5 separate regions of the Mus musculus genome follow, and all the other regions are linked to region 4. The links are chromatin loops, found by intact Hi-C in ENCODE. Cell type or tissue: left cerebral cortex. All regions are shown on one strand.

Region 1 (5,000 bases), 75 kb before region 4:
GCTGGCATTAAAGGGGTGTGCCACCAATAACTTTTAAAGCTTAATATTTACTATGCTTGGAACTGAAGAGGTGGCTCAGCAGTCACTGGCTGCTCTTCTAGAGCTCCTGAGTTCGATTCCCAGCAACCACACGTCTGTAATGAGATCAGATGCCCTCTTCTGTAATGCAGGTGTATATGCAGATAAAATATTCATATAAATAACAAATATATCTTTAAGAAAGTACTCTGCTGAGCTGGGTATGGTGGGGCACGTCTTTAATCCCAGCACTTGGGAGGCAGAGGCCAGCCTGGTCTACAAAGTGAGTTCCAGGACAGCCAGGGCTACACAAGAGAAACCCTGTGTCAAAAAAACTATAAACCAAAGTTGGAAGTCCAAATATTACGGGCTTTTGGTTGGTTTAGTCATTGCTTGGTCTTGTACAATTTTAACAAAACTTGTTTATTAAAGATAAAAGGTCATGCCAGGCAGGTGCTTGCTTTGCTGGAGATAGCCAAGACTTTGCAAAACCGATGATAACCTCAACTTTGTAACAGAATGTAACTTTGTTCTGACCCCTGATTCCAGGCTGCTCTCTAGTCCAGGGTGTAACCGATCTGTATCCGCTCAGGATTCCTAAAACACAGGAGATTTATTTGCCCCCAGGGAATAAGAGAAGAAGGCAAGAGATAGAGGAGGAGAGAGAATGGGAAGGGGACAAGGGAAAGGAGGCGTTTTTTTTTTTGGTCCCTACCTCTGGGTAGAGAGGAGACAGACATGCCCATAAAAAAATGGTGGTTTATATAAAAGTGTAAGACCCCGTGCTAGCATGAGGTATATAAGTTTTTATTTTGAGACAGGGTTTCTTTGTATAGCCCTGGCTGTCCTGGAACTCACGTTGTAGACCAGGCTGGCCTCGAACTCAGAAATCTACCTGCCTCTGCCTCCCAAGTGCTGGGATTAAAGGCGTGTGCCACCACACCCGGCTGAGGTATATAATTTTAATTGGGCATGTTAATTAGGTGAGCCAGAGGGGGCTTTTGATTGCTGGACTTCAATACTTTGATAGCTGGACCTTGGTAGTCAGCCTCAGGAGGAAGTGGCCAAATAAGAGAATAGACCTTGGTAGCTAGCTTTAGAAATGTAATCTAATGGTTTTTAGCATGGCAGAGGGAATCAAGGAGAAGGGCCAGGCCTGCCAGAGCAGAGCCACAGAGCCATGGCCAACAAGCTTGAGCTGCCCAGAGTCCCTTCACAGGCTGTAGCCCTGGCACCAGTATCTAGATAAAAGCCACATACTAAAACGTATTCCTGGTCTGACTGGTGAATCTCTGAATGAGCCCAGATCCATATAGCTTTCATGAGTCCTCACACAACGGCAGGGTCTACTGCTAAAACAGCTATCAATTGTCCAATGAGTAACCCATTTCCTTTTATCCATAAGCAACCTGGTAAGCTCACTGGTTCTGTTATGGAATGATGGAATCCTCCTTTTTGTTGGTTATCAGTGCCTTTTCAGGGTGTGAAAGAGACTAGACCTTGGTCATGTCTCCTTGGAAAAGGTCACACATACTACTCTGGTTTTTAACCCCTTCTCCCTGCATCCCCCATGCTGATCCTTGGTGCCATTTCCGGAGGATGGGAACTGGGACTTCCTGCTTCTACAGGCTCCTCCTAGGAGCTAACACTGGAGCCAGGGGGATCAAAGCTGTGTAGTGAGTGTCACAAAACATCCTAGCACTAAGGAGACTGAGACGGGAACATTGTAGTAAGTTCTAGCCTGGGCTACAGTAAGAGACGTAGTCTCAAACAAGGAAATGCGCTATAAATAAATAAGATGGAGCTTCAATGGTCTGTGCATAACTGGGGGGTTGAAGGAGCCTTCCAAAGGCTGGGTTCCGGCTCCGTTCAGTCGTTGACTTGAGCTGGGCGGGGCATGCAAATAAGGACGCCGCCTGGTCTCCGCGGAACTCTGGGAACGAAAAGCGCAACAAAATCCTCTCGGCCCCCTTGGATTCCTCGGGCTTTCCCTGGCGTAAAGGTGGTGGACAGGATAGAAGAGGAGTTTCGGCGTCGGGCGCGTGTTTGCGGTCGCGCGAGTGTTGGCGACCGTGAGTTGAAGGTGTGTGTGGTGTTGAGTGTATGGGGCGTGTGGGCGCAGTTCGGTATCGCTTCTCGGCCTTTTGGCTAAGATCAAGTGTAGTATCTGTTCTTATCAGTTTAATATCTGATACGTCCTCTATCCGAGGACAATATATTAAATGGATTTTTGGAAGTAGGAGTTGGAATAGGAGCTTGCTCCGTCCACTCCACGCATCGACCTGGTATTGCAGTACCTCCAGGAACGGTGCACCCCCTCTGGGGAATAAGAGTGGTTTAAAGAAAGAACAATTTGAGAGATCTGCTTAGATCTAATAAAACCCAAGTATAGTTTCTTTAGACGTCTTATATCTCACGTAGGACCTCTTATTTCAGACTCACTGCAAGAACAAGCTAAAGAACTATATACAGTCAGGAACAAGGTGAGCCATCGCGGTTCTCAGTCCCATGATCTTAAGAGTTTTTCCTCTTCCCCTCTTCCCTGGCTGTCCTGGAGCTCACTCTGTAGACCAGGCTGGTCTCAAACTCAGAAATCCACTTACCTCTGCCTCCCAAGGGCTGGGATTAAAGGCATGCACCACCATTGCCCGGCAGGGTATGTGGACTATGCTGTCCTTCAACTCAGAGATCGTGGTACTTTAAATCTCATTTTCCGAAAGAAAAGAAAAGAAAGGAAGGGGGGAAATAAAGCCAGTATATTTTGCACCCACAATCTGAAGTTCTACAAATATTGTTAGAAAATGCAAAGGACCCAAGTCATTTTCACTTCTTAGGAAAGTCAAACAGGGACAAATGTGTCCACCAGGAGGCAGCATCTGCTCATTTCCAGCCCTAGGCTCTGGTTTTAGTTGTGATTTAGAAATGGATGGATCCTATTTGGGGAAAGCTCCGAACCTTTTCAGTACTTTGCTCCAGCACCCATTATGAGATTGTGGGTTTTCGAGACAGGGTTTCTCTGTATAGCCCTGGCTGTCCTGGAACTCACTTTGTAGACCAGGCTGGCCTCGAACTCAGAAATCCTCCTGCCTCTGCCTCCCGAGTGCTGGGATTAAAGGGGTGCACCACCACGTCCGGCTTAGATTGTGGGGTTTTGTGAGTGTCCTTCCCTCCTCCCTGTCTCTCCCTGCAACTCCTCTTCTGAAATAGGATCTTACTGTGTATCCCAGCTAGTCCAGAGTCAGGATGGTCTCAAAATCAAGACAACCTTGCTTAAGTTCCTAAGTCTTTTTTTTTTAATGTTTATTTATTATATGTCAGTACACTGTAGCTGTCTTAGACACTCCAGAAGAGGCATCTGATTTCGTTGTGAGCCACCATGTGGTTGCTGGGATTTGAACTCAGGACCTTTGGAAGAACAGTTGGTGCTTTTAAGCCATCTCACCAGCCCCAAGTTCCTAAGTCTTAAAGGCATGGTCAACCACTGTTTCTCCATTTTGTTCATGAACTGGGATTTGAAAAGTGGGTCTTGGCCAGGCTGGTCTACAGAGTGAATTTCAGGACAGTCAGGGCTACACAGAGAAACCCTGTCTCAAAAAAACCAAAATAAAAACAAACAAACAAAAGAAAGAAAAGTGGGTCTTGGAGAGGAGTGGGCATGAAGGGGGTCTTTGTGACTTCCTAGCTGATAGCTGTTCCTAACCCTCTTTGCCTCCCTGCCATTCATCTGTTCATTTAGACTTGTACTTGTGGGGACAGGAGTGGTGTCAGACTCTGTAATCTGTAAGCAGTTTAGGAAGTAGAGACAAGAGTGTGTGTGTGGGGGGGGCATGTCAAGTTCTAGGTTCTAGGCCAACTGGACCACAGAGGCCCTGTCTCAGAAGAAGACAGCAGTCATTTCCAGGGTAAGATCCACCCATTCTCTCACCCTCCCTTACCTATTACAAGGTAATATTGTCATCACTGAAACTCCTCACTGGGAGTGCCAGTCCCAGGGATAAGTAGCTTGTTTCATCCAGTGTGTTAGTGAGGGGTACATACTTACTCTGAAGTCCCAGGTTTTAGCATGCCAGGATTTGGGGTATTGAGGTTATATAAGGTATTATATCATTACTGGTTTTCTTCCCCAAAAGTCCACACACAGGGGTGGCAGGATGGCTTAACAGTTTAAGAGCACTGGCTGCCTTTCCAGAGGATCCAGATTCAATTCCCAGCACTCATGTGGTAGCTCACAACCATCCACAATTCTAATTCCAAGGATCAGATATTATCTTCTGTCCTTCAGGCTTCCACATGATACACAGACATACATGCAGACAAAACACTCATACACATAAAAGTAAAAACAAAACTTTTATTAAAAGTGTGCATTTATGAAATTGTCAGAGAATAACTAAAAGATTTAAAACAAAAACAAACAAAAAACTCCCAAGGGCTACAGAGTTGGCTCAGCAGTTAAGAGCACTGACTGCTCTTCCAAAGGTCCTGAGTTCAATTCCCAGCAACCACATAGTGGCTCACAACCATCTGTAATGGGATCTGACGCCCTCTTCTGGTGCGTCTGAAGATGGCTACAATGTACTCATATAAATAAAATAAATCTTAAAACTCCCAATGTTGACTTCATAAAGATCTGTTTATTTTACTTTATGCATATGAGCTTATCTGTCCTGATTGTATGTCTATGCCCCTTCTGTGTGCCTGGTGACCAAGGAGGTCAGAAGAGGGCATCAGATCCCTGGAACTGGAGTTTCAGATTGTTGTGAGCCACCATGGAGGTCTCCTGCAAGAGCATCAGGTGCTCTTAACCACTGAGCCAGCTTATATTATTTTATATGCATTTTTAATGTCTGTGAATGATGTGTGAATGTGTGTGTGTTCAACAGTGTGGAGGTCAGAAGACAACTCTGAGGGGATGGAACTCAGGTTGTCAGGCCTGTGGGGCCAGGGCCTTTACTGGCTAAGCCGTGTTGCTGCCCACCCCT
Region 2 (5,000 bases), 160 kb before region 4:
TGCCAGGCTGTCCCCAGCATTAAGTTCTACCATAAAAACCCCTTTGCAGTTCTGGAGAGTGGATGTGGATGGAGAACTTGTCTTACAAGCTCGGGGAGCTCAGCTCCATGTCCAGCACTCAGTAAAACCTCAGGTGTTGTGGCAGACCCTGTCTCAAAAGTAAGGTAGATGGACAGACATTTATAAATGCCTTTAATCCCAGAATTCCTGGTGCAGGTGTAGGCACATCTCTCTTAAGTTTGAAGGCCAGCTATGTAGTGAAACACCATTTCAAACAAAAGATGTGGGAATGACTTCTAGGGAACTACACCCAGTGTTGGCCTCCTCTCTGGTCTTCAGACAGTCTCACTTATCTACCTGCACACTTGTGCACTAACATGCACAAGACCTTCAGAACAGACTGCTAGTATCAAATTGATAGAGCCAGTTCCATATGTCTCAATAACTATCCAAAAAAATTCAGTTTCTAGTGAATCATAATAATACCAAATTCGAGCCGGGCGTGGTGGTGCACACCTTTAATCCAGCACTCGGGAGGCAGAGGCAGGCGAATTTCTGAGTTCAAGGCCAGCCTGGTCTACAAAGTGAGTTCCAGGACAGCCAGGGCTACACAGAGAAACCCTGTCTTGAAAAACCAAAAAAAAACAAAAAACCAAATTCAAGGGCTTGGGAAGATAGCTCAGTGGGTAACAGCCCTTACTCTTTAAACGAGACCTGAGTTTCAATCCTCATTACCCACCTAAAAGCCAAACACAGCCCTATCTTCCTGTAACCCCAGCATCAGGGAACTGAGACAAGTAGATCCCCAGAGCTCACTGCCAGCCAGCTTAGCCAAAATGGCCAGCTTTAAGTTCAGGGAGAGCCATGAGGAAGACACTTGATGTCCTCATCTGACCTACATGCACACATTCAGGTATAATCAGTATATATCACACATACCAAAAAAAAAATGAAATTTGACCTGCATATACCTTTAAATGTGATTTTCCTATTTTTGCTTAAAGTGAACATGCACATGAATGCTTTTTTTTTTGTACATACAAATAGAAGAAAGGTGTGGAGGGATAAACCAGTTATTCATAGTTACTGCTCTGATAGGATCTTGAGGCCTTTCTACCCACTCCTAAGATTTACCAGTGTTCTCATCAGACTTTATCACTTCTCTAAGGTAAAGGAAAGCAAGCAGACAACATGAAGTGCTTACGACGAGTCCTTTTTCTGCCACTGATAGCTAGCCTACGAGTTTGTTTTTTTTAATTTAAAAATTTATTTATTATTATTATAAATAAGTACACTGTAGCTGTCCCCAGATGTACCAGAAGAGGGCGTCAGATCTCATTACGGGTGGTTGTGAGCTACCATGTGGTTGCTGAGATTTGAACTCATGACCTTTAGAAGAGCAGTCAGTGCTCTTAACCACTGAGCCATCTCATAGCCCCCCATAGCTTATCAGTTCTGATGGAGCTTTATCTCAGTCTTAACTTTCACAATAAAAAGAAAAAAGGACAGTAGGATTCACAGTGCTCATTGGAAGCCTGGCTGTTTGAGCCCACACACCTGTTTCTGTTGACTTCCCATCTATTTGTTTTGGCATCGTCTTGAGACAGAATACAGTCATGGCTCTAGAAACAGCCCATTCCTCTGGTTCTTTCCACTGTGCCCGTTGTGCTAGCTCGTGATCCACGGCCTCTTCCCTCACGGTGGTTACTTTTATTCCTTAGTGAAATTTGCCTTGCCTGAAGAAGGACCGCGTGGAGATGAGAGGGAGGAGATTGTCCACATTGTTGAGGAAGAAGTCGTTGAGGAAGAGGAGGAAGTCCAAGATGAAGAAGTCCAAAGTCAGTCTTCTGCTTCCTCTGAAGATTATATCATCATCCTTCCTGAGTGCTTTGATACCAGCCGCCCCCTGGGGGACTCCATGTACAGCTCTGCGCTCTCCCAGCCAGGCCTGGAGCGAGGGGCTGAAGGCGAACCTGGGATCGAGTCTGGGCTGGAACCAACTGAGGCTAGAGAGAGACTCCCAGAGAGGGAGAGCCAGCCACAGGAGCAGAGCATCAGCGACATCCTCACAACCTCACAGCCTCTGGACACGGTGCCTCTAGTCCCCGAGGTGGCAGGACTTCCAGCAGCATTGTCCAGGTACTGCTCAGCACCTCAGCCCCCCTGTTCTCCAGAGCTGGAATGACCAGCTTCATCTCCAAACCTTTCTTTTTCTATAATCTAAACTTAGGTGAATAAAAATTATACTCAGATTTCTCAGCACTTGTAAATTTGAGATTTAAACAAATGTTTGTTTTAGTTACCCTTACTTCCCTGAACATAGACTGTCTACTGACTTTTTTATAAAAAATCTTTAAATACAAACATCTCTGGATGATCCCTTTATGTTTTGATTCTTAAGTTGAGTAACTGTAACAAAAATGTGGGTGAAGGGCTGGAGAGATGGCTCAGCGGTTGAGAGCACTGACTGCTCTTCCAGAGGTCCTGAGTTCAAATTCCAGCAACCACATGGTGGCTCACAACCATCCATAATGAGATCTGACGCCCTCTCCTGGTGTGTCTGAGGACAGCTGCAGTGTACTTACATATAATGAATAAATATTTTTTTAAAAAAATGTGGGTGAGGATTTGTCAGCTCCAAGGTTTGCCTGGTGAGTGTGAGGGCCTGTTCAGCAGAAAAGCTCGAATCTTCCATGTGCTGCTCTCACAGGCAGAGATATGTATTAAGTAACTTACAGATATATACCACGTCTACTGGAGCTGGGTCATTGTCTCTACTATTCGTATAGAAAATGTGAGAGCCCTAAATATAATAAAGAGTGCTCAGGAAGGGAGAGGTGACCTGAATGAAGCCAGTTTCTCTAGCTGGATTGTGGCTAGAGAGGACATCAGAGAGTGGAACTCAGTCCTTCTGACCTTCACACTGCCAGATTCACACATGATGGGATCAGCAGCCACGCTGCTGCACTCTCCTAGTGCTTGTGGCTACTCTTCAGCTCACCTTCACTGTTCTCTCTTTCTAAAGGAGCGCCCCTTGTGGACAGTGTGAGTCATCAGGAGTGGATTCACCAGGAGTGGATTCACCAGCTACCATGCACGAAGTTCCCCCAGCCCCTGATGACATCAGAGGAGGTAAGCCAGGCTCTCTCCCTTGCTCCTTTCCAGTGGACGGACACCAGGTATGAAGAGGCTCTCCGTTTCTGAGACCCGTGGCCTTGTTCACAGACTTTGCCTCTCCCTCTTTCTGTATGCCTCCCTCATGCTCTGGGTTTCCACTCTTTGTTTGTTTTTTGTTTTTTGAGACAGGGTTCTCTGTGTAGCCCTGGCTGTCCTGAAACTCACTCTGGTCTCGAACTCAGAAATCCGCCTGCCTCTGCCTCCTGAGTGCTGGGGTTAAAGGCGTGAGCCACCACGCCCGGCCTGGGTTTCCACTCTTAAGCCTGTTGCAGACCTTGCAGAGGTGGGCACTGTGCTGTGCTGGGAAGAGCAGCCTTGGAAGCCAGCCAGCTCCAGCTCCAGTTTTGCTTTTCCTCACAGACTAATGCGGCAGCTCAGCTGGTTTGTGATGCCTTCAGGACTGCGCCCTTATTTTAGGTCTCAGGACTGTAGAACTGTGAAGGAGTCAGGAGGTCCCCACTCAAGGTCACTTCCTCTTCCAAAAAATGCCCAACCTAAAACTCTGCGAACTAACACATCAGGGTTACAGGATTAGAGGGTTATTTTTCTACTCAATGATGTCCCCAGCATTTCTAGACAATTTGTCTTCCTCTGTGACTTAAATCAGCCACAGACCTTTCTAAAACTTAAAAGAGGAAAAGAAAGGAGAAAAAAACTAAAGACACCCCCATTAACTTGCCGCCTGCCTTGATAATAGCTTGTGGGTGCTGCAGCTAACCAACAGCTCTTTTGCTTTTAGAGCCCAGAGGCTCAACAGGACTCGCAAACAGCAGACAGAGGAGCTGTGACCACTCAAGGTAACGACCTTGTGAAGTCTCTTCTTGAGAAACAGGAAGACATCCCAGCATTGCTTCTGCTTGAATGAGCCTCTGAGAGCAGGTGGCGAGCACCTTAAATGAGCACCTTCCAAGCACAGGAAGGAGCACCCTCATTCCTCCTTGTTCTTACGTCTGACACTTATGAGCACCACCGGCAGAGAGCTAAAGCTCATGCTTAAGTGCATCACTTTTTAGGGATTACCCTGAAATCCACCTCACCTGTAATGCCCAAGAAGACAAGCAGGCCAAGCCCCAGGTGCATCTAGCTGGTTTTCTTACATACCGCTGCCTCTCTGGTCCCTGCCGTCTCAGATCAGAATCCAGAAAAATCACATTTCCTTTGCCAGGTTTTCTCTGAGATGTACAGACAGATGGCTGATATCCAGGTGTGCCCATGACCACATTAATTTTCAGCTGGGATGGAAAACTGGCGTAGTAACTAGGGTGTGCGTTTCCTGCAGTACTCAGGTCTTCTGCCAGCCGAGCCAGAGCCCTGCAGCAAACCAAGATCTGTAGCTATGAAAACATTTCATTCTCTCTTTTTACATCTGATTTTTTTTTTCTTTTAAGGATACCTTATTTTTCTTTCGAGATTATCACCCACATTATCTTGTAAGGTCATGTTTTATTAGGGGAGATAATTTGGTTTTCCTCTGTAGGCACCACAATGGGAGCAGCATTGCTGGAGGACTGGTGAAGGGGGCTTTGTCTGTTGCTGCCTCTGCGTACAAGGCCCTGTTTTCTGGGCCACCAGTCACTGCACAGGTCAGTGTGTGGTTTCTTTTCCTTAACTTCAGCCCCCAAGTCACCAGTGCAAATGGCAGTCCTTCTGTCTGGATTGGCAATTAACATGGCAAGGACTATGTGTAGACAGTCTCTTTAATGAACACACAGCCTGCCCGCCATTTCCTATCATTTTAATTAATTAAGCTACTCTGGGAAAAACAGGAAAAGAACCTAAGATTTGTTGAAGACTGCATGTACAAAGTTGCTGTTCTACAACAA
Region 3 (5,000 bases), 140 kb before region 4:
GACTGGGACTGTAGGGGTACACCACAGAACCCTTAAAGGTGACCCCTGTCATTAAGAGCCTTCAGAGTCCTTTGAAACTGAGGCCCAAAAGGGTGGGGTGGGACTCAGGCCAAAGAGCTAGGCTGATGCAGCTGCTTGTGCTCTCCCTACCATGGGGTGCCATCGTCACCGTTTCTTTCCTGAAGTTGGAAAGTCGGTTGCGCGTTATGTTGGGACAAACACGCAAAGGAACATTTCCTTAAAGTGGACACAGGAGAGAAGATGTTCTGCTAAAGCAAGCACATGAAAGGACAGGTATGAAGGATACTTGGCTAACATGTAACACACATGTGTTGGTCTACCTTGCATAGTTGAGCTGCGTTTTTCAGGACGCTATAAAGAGAAACACCAAAGCCAGGTGGTGGTGCATGCCTTTAATCCCAGCACTTGGGAGGCAGGGTCAGGTGGATTTCTGAGTTCCAGGCCAGCCTGGTCTACAAAGTGAGTTCCAGGACAGCCAGGGCTATACAGAGAAACCCTGTCTCAGAAAAAAAGAGAGAGAGAGAGAGAGAGAGAGAGAGAGAGAGAGAGAGAGAGAGAGAGAGAGAGAGAGAGAGAGAAACACCCAAAAAAACCTTGTGCTGGTGTGCTGCCATTTCTAGCCGCTTCTGATGACTCACTAATTAGCTGCATGTGCTGAGGCAAGGCGTGTGGAGGACATGTGATGTTTGGAGGGTGTAAATAGGACTGGACAGAGATGCGGAGGCTGAGCTAGGCTTGCTGGTACAGCTAGTTGTGCAATGCTTGTGGGTCACAAGTCTTCGTTGATCTTCACTTCCCTGAGAGAGGCACAGCAGAGCTTGAGCTGAGGCTGAGGCCTGGCTGTCTCTGCGAGGTTGTCGTGTCGCCGCTGTTGCTAACCTGACTACTGAACTGGACTGCTAGTGTATCCGTGAAGTGCGTGCCAGTAGATAGAGCTGCCGCTGCTGACCTATGCACTGAACTGCTGATTTCCAGACAGCACGGATGGGAGTTGCTCCAAAGAGCCTTTCTAAACTGGTCCACATCCCCCATATCCTTTGTTTTCCACTACTTCTGGTGGATAGTGGGCTACAAGGGAGGTTAACGTGTTTTAAGAACCATCATTTAAGGGCTGGAGATATGGCTCAGTGGTTAAGAGCACCAACTGCTCTTCCAAAGGTCCTGAGTTCAAATTCCAGCAACCCCATGTTGGCTCACAACCATTCGTAATGAGATCTGACACCCTCTTCTGGCGCATCTGAAGACAGCTACAGTGTACTTAGATATAATAAATAAATAAATAACATCATTAAAAATAAGTTTTGAGCCGGGCGTGGTGGCACATGCCTTTAATCCCAGCACTCGGGAGGCAGAGGCAGGCAGATTTCTGAGTTGGAGGCCAGCCTGGTCTACAGAGTGAGTTCCAGGACAGCCAGGGCTACACAGAGAAACCCTGTCTCAAAAAAAAAAAAAAAAAAAAAAAAAGTTTTGAGGGCTGGAGAGCTCAGCGGTTAAGAGCACCGACTGTTCTTCCGAAGGTCCTGTGTTCAAATCCCAGCAACCACATGGTGGCCCACAACCATCCGTAATGAGATCTGACACCCTCTTTCTGGTGCATCTGAAGACAGTTACAGTGTACTATAAATAATATATAATAATAAATAAATCTTTTTTAAAAAAGGTCTGAAAAAAATTTTAAATTATGCTTTTCCTTGCTGTCACCTCCAGAATGTCCTGAACATCTTCAACAGCAACTTCTATCCCATCACAGTGACACAGCTGACGGCCGAGGTGCTCCACCAGGCCTCTGTGGTAGGCCAGGTCACCAGCAGCCTCCGCCTGCACATCGGCCCATTGGCCAGTGAGCAGGTAACGTCCCTCTTCCTGGCCAGCCCTCTACACAGGCATGTAATGTGGTGACGGAGAGGGGCCAGCCTGAGGTACAGCTAATCTTGTGCCCCTCTGCTTGACAGATGCCTTACGAAGTTGCCAGCAGGATTTTGGATGAAAACACATAGTGAGTGCCCTTTGGTCTCCTCTCTCCTTAACCAGCTAAATAGTCACTGAAGGGCTGCTGAGGTAAAGGTGTTTGCCACCATACCCTGAGTTTAATCTTCCAGTCTTGCATGATAGGAAGAGAAAGAGAACCCACTCCCACAAGTTGTCCGTTGATATCCAGACATTTACCATTACTCAAGTGTGCCTACACGCAATGTTTCTTGCTTTTTGAGACAGGATTTCTCTGGGTAGCCCTGGCTGTCCTGGAACTCGCTCTGTAGACCAGGCTGGCCTCGAACTCAGAGATCCGCCTGCTTCTGCCTCCCAAATGGTTGGATTAAAGGTGCAAGCCACCACTGCCCAGCAACCAAATGTATTTTTAAATTTTAAAAGTATCCACTTTCTGATTACCGGTTTCCTGGTTGCTTCAGACTCAGGGACCCGCCTCAGGCCTGCCCTCTTGTGGCTAGGACTGCAATATGCAAGGGTAAAAGTCCACATTCTCTTCCTGTTGGGCCTAGATTAGAATGACAGGGTGCAATTTTGTTAATCTTTATGTGAATCGGACTCTTTGAATCCCTGTGGAAGAAAAATACCTAGTTTTCTGCCAAGAAGAGGTCAGGGTGTGCTTGGGCCAATAACGTGGATGGCCAGGTGACCAGGCTCATCCTAGAGAATAAGAGTTAGGAGTGACATCTTAGAGGCTTCCGATGGGAGGCAAGAAAACTGTGCCTTGTGACTTGTAAGTCTCCTTGGAGTTTCCTGACCACCTGCTCACTGTAAAACAAAGTTCAATGTTCTCTCTCTCTCAGCAAAATCTGTACATGGCCGAAAATCAGAGTCCACCATATTCTTTTGAATATCCAGTAAGTATGGCGTGGAACTCCTGTGTCCCCACTCCCACTTCAGTCTCGACTTAGCCATATTACACAGGGTAAAGAAAGAGCACCCGGTAACTGATATCGTCTTTGTTAGCTCCAGAGATTAGGGCCTGTTCCAGATCTTATCTTACACAGGTCTTGCTTAGGCGCCCTGCCTGGAGCTTCGGGAACACAGGTGGGGCAGCTGCCTCAGTATCTTGGCAGAGCAGGTAGCCGAAGGAAGTGGGAGGGAGGTCCTTAGGGAGCCAGCCTCACACACACACAGTAGAGCCAGGCCAAAGCTGTCCTTCCCCTCTCTGATTTTACCACAAGCCCTGCTTCCTCTCCAGGGGTTCTCTGACCTGCTCCTTCCTAAGCCATCCGCAACAGCTGCCCTTCGAGAGCTTTGAATATGTAGACTGCAGAGAAAACATGTCCCTGCCCCACCTGGAGCTGCCCCGCCCAGCCTGATCTGTCTGCCGCCCCTGGACTCCAGGCACCTGCAAGCTGATCTGCAGCTCAGCTCCGTGGAGCTCAAGGAAAGACTGTAGGGACTTTGTTGAAGGAAAAGTCCTGCTTTGGGCCCTGCCTTCCCCTAACACCCTCAGCACACAGAGCTTCTGTAACAATGTCATAGTCCCTGAGTCCTCAGACCTCCCCACTCCCCCACGAGTCGCTTCTGATGGATCTTACCCATGGTCTGTGTGGGGAGGAACGGCTACCTTGGCGTTGTCTTGGGACTGAGCATGTTGGTTACCCAGCTCCGCCAGGGTGGGTCTTCAATCGCAACGAAGAGAAAGCTGTAGTTTTATCTAGACTTTGCAGCATGGATGAATCTTTTTCAAGCTCTCCTCCCAGTAATAAGTGGCTTTGGGGATATCCAGTGCTGTTTCCAAGGTCTCCTTGGGTGACTATAAATGTTCTCCTGTACTGTCTTGCTTTGATCATGTGATAATGAGGGTAATAGACTACTTCTCTCAGTAAATGGTAGACAATAAGGTCCTCATCCTCCCAGGTTCGGAATACTATCCCTGGCTTCCAGGAAGGGAGATTTACACCATCTAAACTCTTCTCTATAGACTGGCTCCAATGCTATCTTCACAGCAGAAACCAAGGAGCTGAGGAGAAACCATCGGGTGTACCCTAGAGCAAAGGCAGAGCCAGTTGCAAAGATATTTATTAAAGGAAAGTTTCTAAGCCCACCATCCAGAGCCCATGTGAGTGCACACAGGTAAGACAGGCAGTAGAGCAGGCCCAGGGGCAGTGTTCAGAAAGCATGAAGGACATAAGCTGTTGATACCAGGCCAAAGCTGTGGGGCTCTCATGGATTCTCTGCATCAGGCCCACCCTCTGCTGTCCTCTGGGATGTGACTGAAGAGTGACAGATTCACCAGAATTTCCTTCCTTGCCTGTCACTACACTGACGCCAAACCACAGGTAACCCCCAGTTTTCTACTGGACTCCAGGTGGAGATATGATGTCTGTTGCCGGAGAGCAGAAATGTGTGTTCTCTAAAGCTAGCTAGCCTCTGCCCTCCAGACAGGTGCAAAGGCGAAGGGCGGTGTGGTTGGGGAAAATTGAATTTGAAGTGAGAAGAATGCAAGGAAATGGTGGTAACTGAGCTGGGTAACTAGCCTGGGGCTACACAGAGGGAGAGGAAGTCTTGTCTGCACCAAGTTTTCCCTCCTGGGTAGCCAGGGCTAAGGTGTACAAACCAAAGGAGACCCAGGGAAGTCAAGCTGAGATTAGAGTGTATAAACCATCAAATGTAAAAGATTTCTAACAATAAATTGTTCTTTAGCCGAAGGAAAAGGGGCATTCCTGGACAGAAAAACAAGGGGTGCTGGTGTACCAACATCCCACGAAGAATCTGTGTGTGCATGCTTGTGCGCATGCTTGTGCACATGCGTGTGGAGGTCAGAGCACTTTCTTGGGTGTTCTTTGGGTATTGCTTTTTTTTTCTTTCTTGTTACTGTGTTTTATTTTGAGACAGAGTCTCACTGTATAGCCCTGACTGCTTCTGCCTCCCAAGGGCTGGGATTAAAGGTGTGTGTCCCTGTACCAGACACTATCCGTAAGAAGAAAAGTCATGTTCCAGGGAAGCTGGCTGTATCCAACTCCCAAGTGCTGGGATCTCGAGCA
Region 4 (5,000 bases):
TCATTCTGTAGTCCAGGCTGGCCTTGACCTAAGAGATCCGCCTGCCTCTTCCTATTATTTTTAAAAAAGATTTATTATCTTTATTTTAGGTGTATGAGTCTTTTGCCTGCATGATGTCTGTGCACCATGTGAATGCAATGCCTATGGAGTCCAGAAAGGGTGTCAGATCTCCTGGAACTGAAGTTACAGTTGTGAGCTGTCATGTGGGTGCTGAAAATTGAACCCAGGTCCTCTGGAAGAGCAGTCAGCACCCCCAAATCACTGAGGCATCTCTTCAGCTCTTCCTTATCTGCTTTTTACATAGTTTGGGGGGGGGGTTTGAACCCAGTGCTCCCTGCATGCTAACCAAGCACTCTACCAAACAAGCTACAACCCCAGTACTCAAAAGAAGATAAAATGTAACACACTGTCCTGTAAGCCTCCCCCAGTTCGTGTGGCCGCGGGTGGCTACAGTGTCCTGTTCATGTTTACTCTTGAGACATACACACAGCAATTCTCAAACAATTCTGAAAGTTGTTACCATGACTACATGTTATGATTCTATAGCGTTTTTGTGTGGTTGTTAATAGGGTCTTTCTTGCTAGGTAGCTCAGGCTGGCCTCAAACTCACCATGTAGTTACTAAGGCTGACTTTCTGTCTCCTGAGAAGTGCTGGGATTTACCAGGCATGATTTACACCTGGGATATTAGTCTTTTCATTTAGCTTTAGCTGTCCCAGAACTCACTATGTTGACCAGGTTAGCCTAGGACTCACAGAGATCTGCCTGCCTCTAGCTCCCAAGTACTGGGATTAAAATCGAGTGCAGCCATGTCCAATTTAGAGTCTTTTCTGATAGAGCTTTAAAAAACAGCTCCCAATCTCTTTGTCCTTTCTTCTTGTTAAGTGTTAAAAGTGCAGCTGGATAGAAATATGAAGTTTTAGTAGCAAGGAGATGTAGAGAAAGAAGGGTCAAGTGGAATTAACTCCTGAAACCTAACTCCATACTGGCAGATAAGCAAGCAGCATCAAGGGCAGACTTTCTCATTCTGTTCACGGAGAAAGGAAGGAAGGAAGGAAGGAAGGAAGGAAGGAAGGAAGGAAGGAAGGAAGGAGTGAGTCCTGGAGAAATGGCTCATGGTTCTGAGCACTGGTCACTCTTCCAGAGGATCTGGGTTCAATTTCCAGCACTCACACCGAAGCTCACAACTATCTGTTACTCCAGTTCCAGGGGATCTGACATCCTTACACAGACATGAATGCAGGCAAAACCATGTATAGGAAATAAAAACAAGTAAGTTATAAGGAAGGGAAGGGCATCAGGAACTCAGATGGCAATGTACTAAATCCTTGGGAACCTGGAAACACGGAACTACTGTGATAGTCCTTTGCCTGCAATTTTGAGAGAGGTTCTCACTGTGTAACTTTGGCTGACTTCAGTCTCAGAGAACAGCTTGTTTCTGCCCTCCGAGTGCTTCAATTAAAGGAGAGCACCAGCCTGCCCAGCTTCCCTGCAACTCGTTATCACTGAAGTGTTCCCAATAATTCAAAGACACAGTAGTGCAACAGAGTCAGCCAACAGTAGCAGAGGGGGCTCATTTTCTGTCTTTTGACTGATGGGAGGGCTACTCACCTTAGAGGAAGTATTTTCTTGTTTTTTACACAGAATACTAAGACATGGGAAACCCTTCATCTTCATTGCAAGGTTCTGCCAAAGGGAAAAGTAAAAGTTGGGACACCTGAATTTATGACCTCAGGTTCACAACACAGCTGACATTTAGAGAAGCAGATTTTAAGAGGACTGAGGGTTTTGGCAACAGGAATGCTTGAGATAAGCTTTGCTGGACCACTCGCAGTTTGGGGGGGTTATAACAGCAACTAATATTTTCAGTGTGCCTACTGTGGCTCAGCCACTTTGCATATCTATTTCATTTAGACCGTATTATCCGAGTTTACAGATAAGCAGCCAGAATCTAGCGTCTGCTGGTGTAAGGTCACTTGAGATCACTTGCCATGAGGTCAGGAACTGAGCTGATCAAGGACAAGCCAACTTGCTTTTCCGAGGCGCTGTTCAGTCGCGCAGGCCACGGTCGCCCTCTGCTGACGGATCACAGAGGCGCGCTGAGATTGATCCTTAAAAAAACCTAAAGGCGGGTGGAGTCTTCCCCCCCGCTAGAGGCCGCCACTGAACGAACAGCGTAACTCAGTGCGTCTGGCCCGTCTGTGGGAACTTCCTGCCAGATCTCGCTGATCCTTACAAAGACGGTTAACTTTACTTGACGTCCCTGTAAACAAAAGAGACGAGCGCCGACCCGGAAGTGGAAGCTGTGGCTTCGCGTTCTGGCCGGCCGGAAGGAGACCAAAGGGAAGTTGTAGCCATGGCTGTAGCCGTGGCCGCCGCCGGGGTCCTAATGGGCTCGGAGCCCGGCCCGGCGGAAGAACTCGCTAAACTTGAGTACCTGTCTTTGGTGTCGAAGGTTTGCACGGAGCTGGACAATCACTTGGGCATCAACGACAAGGATCTGGGTGAGCTGGAGGAAGGTCCCGATGGCTTTTGATTTTGGGGGTGAGGGAGGCAGGAGAGAAGCGGTTGATGGTGTGTGTGTGTGTGTCTGTCTGTCTGTGTCTGTGTGTGTGTCATCGTGACTTGGGCTCCGGGAACCTGTGGCGGTGGCCTCTGCTTGAGAACCATCCGGTCCGAGCTATTAGAAACCATTTCTGTGAGCTGCCGGTGAAGGCTGGGGCAGCAATTTCTGCTCGATTGTTGTTTTTCAGTTCTGGGGGGCGAAATAGCTTTAACAATAGCAGCAGCAGCAGCCCCCGCGAAGATGATGGTTGTAATTACGGCCAGTAATTTTTAGAAGCTCACAAGATATTATGGGTAGCTCTTCATCTACATTATCTTGTTTGGTCTTCGCACAGTCAGGCAGTAGTCAGCATCTACTTCGAGCTTGTGCTTTGAGCCGTGCTCTTAAATTAGTTACATCTTCTTATCTCTCACATACTAGTCATTAGATGTTTAAGGGCAAACTGTGACTAGGGGACCCAGAGAGAAAATAAGAAAGGCTCGGGGCCCAGATCGTAATTATATGCATAGCCGGAGCCCTTGTGAAAATGAGAGGCCGAGTATGTGAATTAGAAGCATGAGGGGAACACTTCCGTTTGATAGGTACAGGGTTGGGTGGTGTTGGGCTTTTTCAGAATGTCCTCAAAAGTAAATGACAGCCAGGCAGGCGCCTAGGATCTCAGGCTTGGGATGTGAGGGCAGAATGATTAGTAATTCCAAAGTCACACGTAGATAATCTGAGGGTAGCTTGGGCATGGTATGTATCAGGGTATGACCCGTCACAAAAAACGACGACAAAGCCGGGCAGTGGTGGCGCACGCCTTTAATCCCAGCACTTGAGAGGCAGAGGCAGGCGGATTCCTGAGTTCTTTTATAATTTAATTATTATCTGAGTCCATTTATAATTCCTTTTTTTTTTTTTAACAGCTGAATTTGTCATCAGTCTTGCTGAGAAAAATACTACCTTTGATACTTTTAAGGCTTCTCTGGTCAAAAATGGTGCAGAATTCACAGTATGTATATCTGAAGATTCTTTGTTTCCTTTTTGTTTCTTTGGTGTTGCTACTGAATTTAAATTTTGATCGCACTAAAGGATTTTTAAGTAGGAAGGAGCGATTTGTGCATATCAAGTAAATAAGCCATCAAATGTGTAAAGTTGCGTTGCTGGCCAGGGAGCCAGATTCCTTCCCCACTGTCCTAGGAGAATGCCGCAGGACTTCCGGCAGTAAGTCTGAGGATGCTGACATTCTTTTGTTGTTGTTGTTGGTTTGTTTGTTTTTAATTTTTTATTAGATATTTTCTTCACTTACATTTTTTAAAGATTTATTTATCTTATTTATGTGAGTACACTGTAGCTGTCTTCAGACACTCACCATAAGAGGGCATCAGATCCCATTACAGATGGTTATGAGCCACCATGTGTTGTTGCTGGGAATTGAACTCGGGACCTCTGGAAGGGCATTTGGTGCTCTTAACCCCTGAGCCATCTCTCCAGCCCCTGATGTTGACATTCTTGTTCTGTGAATCAGGACGTCAGGGACAAGCCGGGCAGTTGTGGCCCACACCTTTAATCCCAGCACTTGGGAGGCAGAGGCAGGCAGATTTCTAAGTTTGAGGCCAGCTTGGTCTACAGAGTGAGTTCCAGGACAGCCAGGGCTACACAAGAGAAATCATGTCTCAAAAAACCAACAAACAAATGAAAAATGACGTCAGGAGCAATAATAGTCTAGGGTTTGGAGACAATTTTAAAAGATGGGAAGAAATGGTCTCTGGGTATCGTCCAAGCCAGTGGTCTGCAGCCTTCTAATGCTGCAACCTTTTAATACAGTTCCTCATGTTGTGGTGCCTCCCAACTATACATTTATGTTTTGTTACTTCCTCATAACTAATTTTGCTACTGTTATGACTCATAATGTAAATATCTGTGTTTTTTGATGGTCTTAGGTGACTCCTAAAAGGGTTGTGACCCACAGGCTGAGAACCTCTGGTCTAACTTAGCTTCCTGCTGTCCCAGGCTGACATTCTGTGCTTTCTTGTCTAGTCAGCACACATTGAGGGCATAAGCACACTTCCCTACAGCATATCCTATTGTAATATTGAGCCAGATCCAGAGGCTGACGTGCTATGTCTGTGCTTCTTTTCTTTGTAGGATTCTCTTATTAGCAACCTCCTGCGTCTCATACAGACCATGCGGCCTCCTGCAAAGCCTTCTACCAGTAAAGGTAAGGAGGGCTCCAGCTGAGCAGAGCCTCCAGAAGGGGCTGGGTGGTGGCATCCCTGTGAACTGCACTTTGCTCTCAGCTGTTGCTAAGCAAGAGAATGCTCTAATCGAATTCTGAGACATTCAAATGAGGGCTGATAGTCTCCCTCCCCTCCTTCACCAGCACACTGCTTGGTGAGGCTTTCGAAGTTAATGGATTTAGACAATCAAGCTAAATTTTCTAGTACGTATGTGAT
Region 5 (5,000 bases), 68 kb before region 4:
TCCCCCATCCCTTCCTATCATCCTGATGGTATTAGGTTTTTGTTTGTTCGAATGCTTGTTTTTTGACACAGGGTCTTCTGTACCCCAGGTTTATCTCAAGCTTGCCATAAGCTGAGGTCGGCCTTGATTAAATAACTGATCTTCTTGCCTCCATCTCTCAAGTGCAGAGATTAGAGGTGCGGACCACCACCAGCAACTTTTTATTTTTGCATTTTGAATGTTCACTGTTTCACACTGGCTGCCCTGAAATTTACCAAGTAAACTGAGCTAGCCTAGAACTTTTTGCCTCCCAGTGCTGGGATCACAGGGCTACACTACGGTGCCCGATTCAGTTTTGAATTTTTTACAAAGAAAATTGTGTAGAAGCAGGCAGATCTCTGAGTTCTTGAGGCCAGCTTGGTCTGCAGAGTGAGTTCCAGGACAGCCAAAGTTAGACAGAGAAACCCTGTCTTGAAAACCAAAAACAACAAAAAGAAAAAGAAAAGAGGGGTCTGGAGAGATGGCTCAGCAGATAAGAGCACTATAACTGCTCTGCCAGAGTTCCTGACCTGAGTTCAATTCCCAGCAACCACATGGTGGCTCACAACCATCTGTAATGGGATCCGATGCCCTCTTCTGGTGTGTCTGAAGACAGCTACATACATAAAATAAATAAATCTTAAGAAAAAGAAGCTGGGCAGTGGTGGCACATGCCTTTGATCCCAGCACTTGGGAGGCAGAGGGAGGCGGATTTCTGAGTTCGAGGCCAGCCAGGGCTATACAGAGAAACCCTGTCTAGAAAAAAACCAAAAAAGCAAAAACAAAAACAAAAAATAGAGAGATAAAAGAAAACTGTGTATGGTGGTGTTCTCTGTGCCCTTGGCCTACCTACCCCATGGCTCCCCTCTTCCAGCTTTGCTATGCTCTTCTCTGCCTCAGGGCCTTAGCTACCATTCCAGTCTGTCCCATCATCCCCATTTTGGGTGTGTAAAAAAGTTACTTTCTAAGGTCTGGGTCCTAGACAAATTTCAGAAGATCTCTAGGGAATCTGGAGGCTCCTGGACTGCTCGGCAACCCATGTGGCCAATGTTGTGGTAGGGAGGCGACACAGAGGTGGCAAGGCATGCTGGTGTTAAACATGGGGAAACTTTTTTATCAGTCCTGGCTGGAGGTGGCCGGCAGGAAAGGGCTGGACTCTGCCAGTCTGGCAGTGACTTCCCCTCCTCCCTTCCCAATCCTCTTTACGCGTAGCTTTTACTGAGGGTAATCTTGTTGTCCTTTTGGTCACCTTGCCCTTTGTAACATCTCCTCCCCTTCAGGACAACCAGAACTGCGACTAACTGCTAAGCACGATGCCCCACCCAAGTGCTACATTTCTAGAGACCTTTTCAGAAACTTCTAGGTGACCCATTCTTTCCCTCTGAAATCCCTCTGAAGTCCCCATTTGATGATTTGTTAAAAAACAAAAAAAAAAAAAATTGTGTCTTCCTGAGCTGCCGCTGTCTGTCACTCATTATGGAATGTGACCTTTGAGGCTTGAGGTGTCTGTAGCCCTAGAACTCTGGCTGGTGCTGAGGAATGAGCTGTGTTTGATTACTGAGGTACTTGGGGCAGAACCCAGAGTCTGTGCATGCTGGGCAAACTCTCTGCTGCTACGCCATCATGACTGGTTCATCTGTATTTCTGAAATAGGGTCGTGTTAAGTTGCTCGTGCTGGCCTTGAACTCATGATCTAGCCTAGAGAGGTTATCCATGTCTTGTCTCCTGCCTCAGCCTCCAGAGTACCTGGGATAACACTCTGTGGTTATGCCCAGTTGAACTTTGTCTTTTAAAGTCTCTTTTATCGTGCTTTTTAGACAGCATCTCACTGTGTAATGCTGGCTGTCTAACGTAAGACTGCCTCGCCCCAGAGTCTCCCCATGAGAAGACTATTGCCAAGCAGTGAGCATCCTGGCACTGAATTCAGACAGATCTTGCTCAGCCACATATGACCTAAATGTGATCATAACTAAGTCTTTTATCCATCTGCAGCTTTCTGTACCTGTAAGAAACAGACAACAGTCCCTAACATGCTACTGTGAGGTAATGGGGTCCTCCATGCTCTATATGCAGGAAGCTGAGGCCCAAAGATTGTTAGGATGTCCAGGATAGCCTGAGCTACATAATGAGATTCCTATCTCAAAACACACACACAAAAAAACCAAATATAGCTGGATATGATGGCTCATGCCTTTAATCCTTTTTTTTCCTTTTTTTTTCCCGAGATGGTTTCTCTGTGTGGCCCTGGCTGTACTGGAACTCACTCTGTAGATCAGGATGGCCTCGAACACAGAAATCTGCCTGCCACTGCCTCCCAAGATTAAAGGCATGCACTACCACTGCCTGGTTTCATGCCTTTAATCTTAAAGGCAGAGGCAGGTGGATTATTTTGTGTATGAGGCCACCCTAGTCTACATAGTGAGTTCCAGGATAGCTAGGGTTATATAGAAAGACCCTGTCTCAAAAAATACTCCCCCCACCCCCTTATCCCTTGAAGCAATGGCTCAGTGGTTAAGAGCACTTATTACTCTTCCAGCGGACCCAGGTTCGGTTCCCAGCACCCATATGAGGCAGTCACCACTGTCTCTAATTCTGGTTCCAGGAGATCTGACATTTCCTACTGAACACATGGGCATATACTGACCCACTGGCTTAACTGACACTGAGCACTGCTGCCCTTGCAGAGGTCCTGAATCCATTTCCCAGCAACCACATGGTGGCTCACAACCATCTGTAAGGGGATCCGATGCCCTCTTCTGGTGTGTCAGCGTCCCCGTACTCCTATATACATTAAATGGGCTTAGTATTATGAATCAGCTGTATCAGAGCTCCAGGTAAATACTGCTTTGCAAACTAGATGAAGACAGTGACTTGAATGAGTACTACTGAATGAGGTAAGATACGAAAACATGTCAGAATCTCTTCGAGCAGATCTTTAGGTGGAAGGAAAGTATGGGGGGGGGGCAGCCGGATTGAGGGCAAGTGGATGGGGTAGTGTCATTATTAGACATTCCGTTCCATGCTCTCGTCAGGCGCAGCCACGCCTGTTCCTTTAGTCTGTCCCACCTCCCAGCCCTAATGAGTTCCAGGCTCTGTTCCAAATACTGAATAAGGTAGAAAAGATTAAAATAAAGCGGTTCCGGATAGAACGAGCTCTCCATTTCCAGGCTGGGGCTGCAGAGGCTGGCTCAGTCCCCGCCTCCGGGACGCTGATTGGGCCGCGTCGTGTGACGTCACGAGAGGGTTTTTAACGAGGAACCGGAGCAGCGGCACTGCAAAGTCCGCTGTGGCTGAGACGCGACGAGTCGGTGTCTGGTTGGCGTGGCTCGCGGAGAGTGCGGCTGGCTGAAGGTAAAGGAGGGTGTCTGGACCATGCAAAGGCGCCGGCTTGCGGGGCTTAGGGGAGCGGGCGTCGACCGCTGGCTGGAGAGTTGCAGGGCCGTGTGGTGGTGGTCAAAGCGCCCGCAGGGGCGTGCCACCGTTGTGGGTATGCGGTGCTTGTGGGAGCCCGACCCACATCGGTGCTCTTACTTTGGGCACACTGCCCGACCGCCTCCTTCATGCGAGATTTCTCCTCTGGGGAGTGGAGAGCACAGCTTCTGCTTTCTCTCAATCTCGGAGAGGGGTGCAGGGAAACGACCTTACTTCGGATCTTGCCTGCAAGATCCGCACCCTCGAAGATCCTAGTGCCCGAGAGTTTCTCTGACCTCAGGGCCTCTCCTAGGAGTCCCTGGGACAGGAGCACGCCTTGTTACACCTGTAGCTACTTTTTTTATTTTTTATTTTTAAGAAGAGGGGAAGGAGAAAGGCATTGGAGATGGTTTAAAAGCGCCTACCCTAAAACATGAGGACCCTAATTGGTTCCTGAGACCCACATACTCTTGTAAGTTGTCCTGACTTTAACACTCAAGCTGTGAGTGGCTTACACACACGCACAAAATATTTTTTCTTTACTTTGGAAAAAGAGGCACTTAAAAATCTTTTTTTTTTTCTTTTTTGTTTTTCTAGACAGGGTTTCTCTGTGTAGCCCTGGCTGTCCTGGAACTCACTCTGTAGACCAGGCTGGCCTCGAACTCAGAAATCCACCTGCCTCTGCCTCCCAAGTGCTGGGATTAAAGGTGTGCTCCACCACTGCTGGGGCAAACCTTGTTTTAATAAAAGGAATATTTAGAAGGGTAGGGTGCAGGTTTAGGGGAAGGACCCAAAAGTTGCAAATTCGTTTATTCTAAACCTTTCTCGTTTCTTTTTTGGCCTTGTTTAGACACCCCAGCTTGTGCTACCTGCCGTTTTAAGGTCTCCTCTTCTTGGCCTCTGCTGGAGTCCCAGACCTACTCCTGAGGTCCACCCTGCACCCTAGCTCACCATGGGGAACCACTTGACTGAAATGGCCCCTACAGCCTCGTCCTTTCTGCCGCACTTCCAGGCCCTGCATGTCGTCGTCATTGGGTTGGATTCCGCGGGGAAGACTTCCCTTCTTTACCGTCTCAAGTTCAAGGAGTTTGTCCAGAGCGTCCCCACCAAGGGCTTTAATACTGAGAAGATCCGCGTGCCCCTGGGGGGTTCCCGTGGGATCACTTTCCAAGTGTGGGATGTTGGGGGTCAGGAGAAGCTTCGGCCACTGTGGCGCTCCTACACCCGCCGGACAGATGGACTGGTGTTTGTGGTGGACTCTGCAGAGACTGAGAGGTTAGAGGAAGCCAGAATGGAGTTACACCGGATCAGCAAGGCTTCCGACAACCAGGGGGTGCCAGTGCTGGTGCTGGCCAACAAGCAGGACCAACCGGGGGCACTGAGTGCAGCCGAGGTGGAGAAGAGGCTGGCGGTCCGAGAGCTGGCAGCTGCCACGCTCACCCATGTGCAGGGCTGCAGTGCTGTGGACGGGCTGGGCCTGCAGCCAGGCCTGGAACATTTGTATGAAATGATCCTGAAGAGGAAGAAGGCACCTCGGTCGAGCAAGAAGAGACGGTGACCCGAAGCTGCCC

The links. Peaks named below come from ENCODE experiments on the same cell type or tissue, not always from the same donor. Only the 100,000 strongest peaks of a DNase experiment are listed, where the experiment ranks them.
Region 1: it touches region 4 in a loop (10-fold over the local background); 41 of 42 quality-filtered maps call a loop at or near these places.
Region 2: a loop joins it to region 4, with 2.0 times the contacts of the local background. A loop is called at or near these places in 7 of 42 quality-filtered maps.
Region 3: it touches region 4 in a loop (3-fold over the local background); 6 of 42 quality-filtered maps call a loop at or near these places.
Region 5: it touches region 4 in a loop (5-fold over the local background); 41 of 42 quality-filtered maps call a loop at or near these places.

Annotation. Positions count from the first base shown.
Region 1 is chr11:101,656,092-101,661,091 of GRCm38, forward strand. It overlaps Rnu2-10 (U2 small nuclear RNA 10), which reads left to right and starts at 2,147; the gene lies at 2,147-2,333. In left cerebral cortex, CTCF peaks have their summits at 2,871 (motif pointing right) and 4,570 (motif pointing left); DNase peaks (open chromatin) are centred at 1,956, 2,352 and 2,893; H3K4me3 peaks cover 520 bases; H3K27ac peaks cover 2,018 bases.
Region 2 is chr11:101,573,278-101,578,277 of GRCm38, forward strand. Nbr1 (NBR1, autophagy cargo receptor) reads left to right here. Exons shown (of 24, transcript NM_008676.3): 20 at 1,722-2,139; 21 at 3,026-3,132; 22 at 3,917-3,974; 23 at 4,655-4,760. Among named protein-coding and RNA genes, the nearest start is that of Tmem106a, 6.5 kb to the right of the region's middle. In left cerebral cortex, CTCF peaks have their summits at 1,318 (motif pointing right) and 3,046; no DNase peak of the experiment used is centred here.
Region 3 is chr11:101,587,125-101,592,124 of GRCm38, forward strand. It overlaps Tmem106a (transmembrane protein 106A), which reads left to right. Exons shown (of 9, transcript NM_144830.3): 6 at 1,729-1,869; 7 at 1,974-2,017; 8 at 2,811-2,864; 9 at 3,209-4,661. The coding sequence ends at 3,329. Among named protein-coding and RNA genes, the nearest start is that of Tmem106a, 7.4 kb to the left of the region's middle. In left cerebral cortex, a CTCF peak has its summit at 2,464 (motif pointing left); DNase peaks (open chromatin) are centred at 715 and 2,458; H3K27ac peaks cover 230 bases.
Region 4 is chr11:101,730,686-101,735,685 of GRCm38, forward strand. It overlaps Dhx8 (DEAH (Asp-Glu-Ala-His) box polypeptide 8), which reads left to right and starts at 2,271. Exons shown (of 23, transcript NM_144831.2): 1 at 2,271-2,503; 2 at 3,471-3,556; 3 at 4,693-4,765. The coding sequence starts at 2,356. In left cerebral cortex, a CTCF peak has its summit at 2,131; a DNase peak (open chromatin) is centred at 2,195; H3K4me3 peaks cover 1,178 bases; H3K27ac peaks cover 780 bases.
Region 5 is chr11:101,662,269-101,667,268 of GRCm38, forward strand. Arl4d (ADP-ribosylation factor-like 4D) reads left to right here and starts at 3,273. Exons shown (of 2, transcript NM_025404.3): 1 at 3,273-3,369; 2 at 4,280-5,000. The coding sequence starts at 4,382. The coding sequence ends at 4,987. In left cerebral cortex, CTCF peaks have their summits at 588 (motif pointing left) and 2,763 (motif pointing left); DNase peaks (open chromatin) are centred at 2,814, 3,235, 3,528, 4,526 and 2 more places; H3K4me3 peaks cover 2,389 bases; H3K27ac peaks cover 2,307 bases.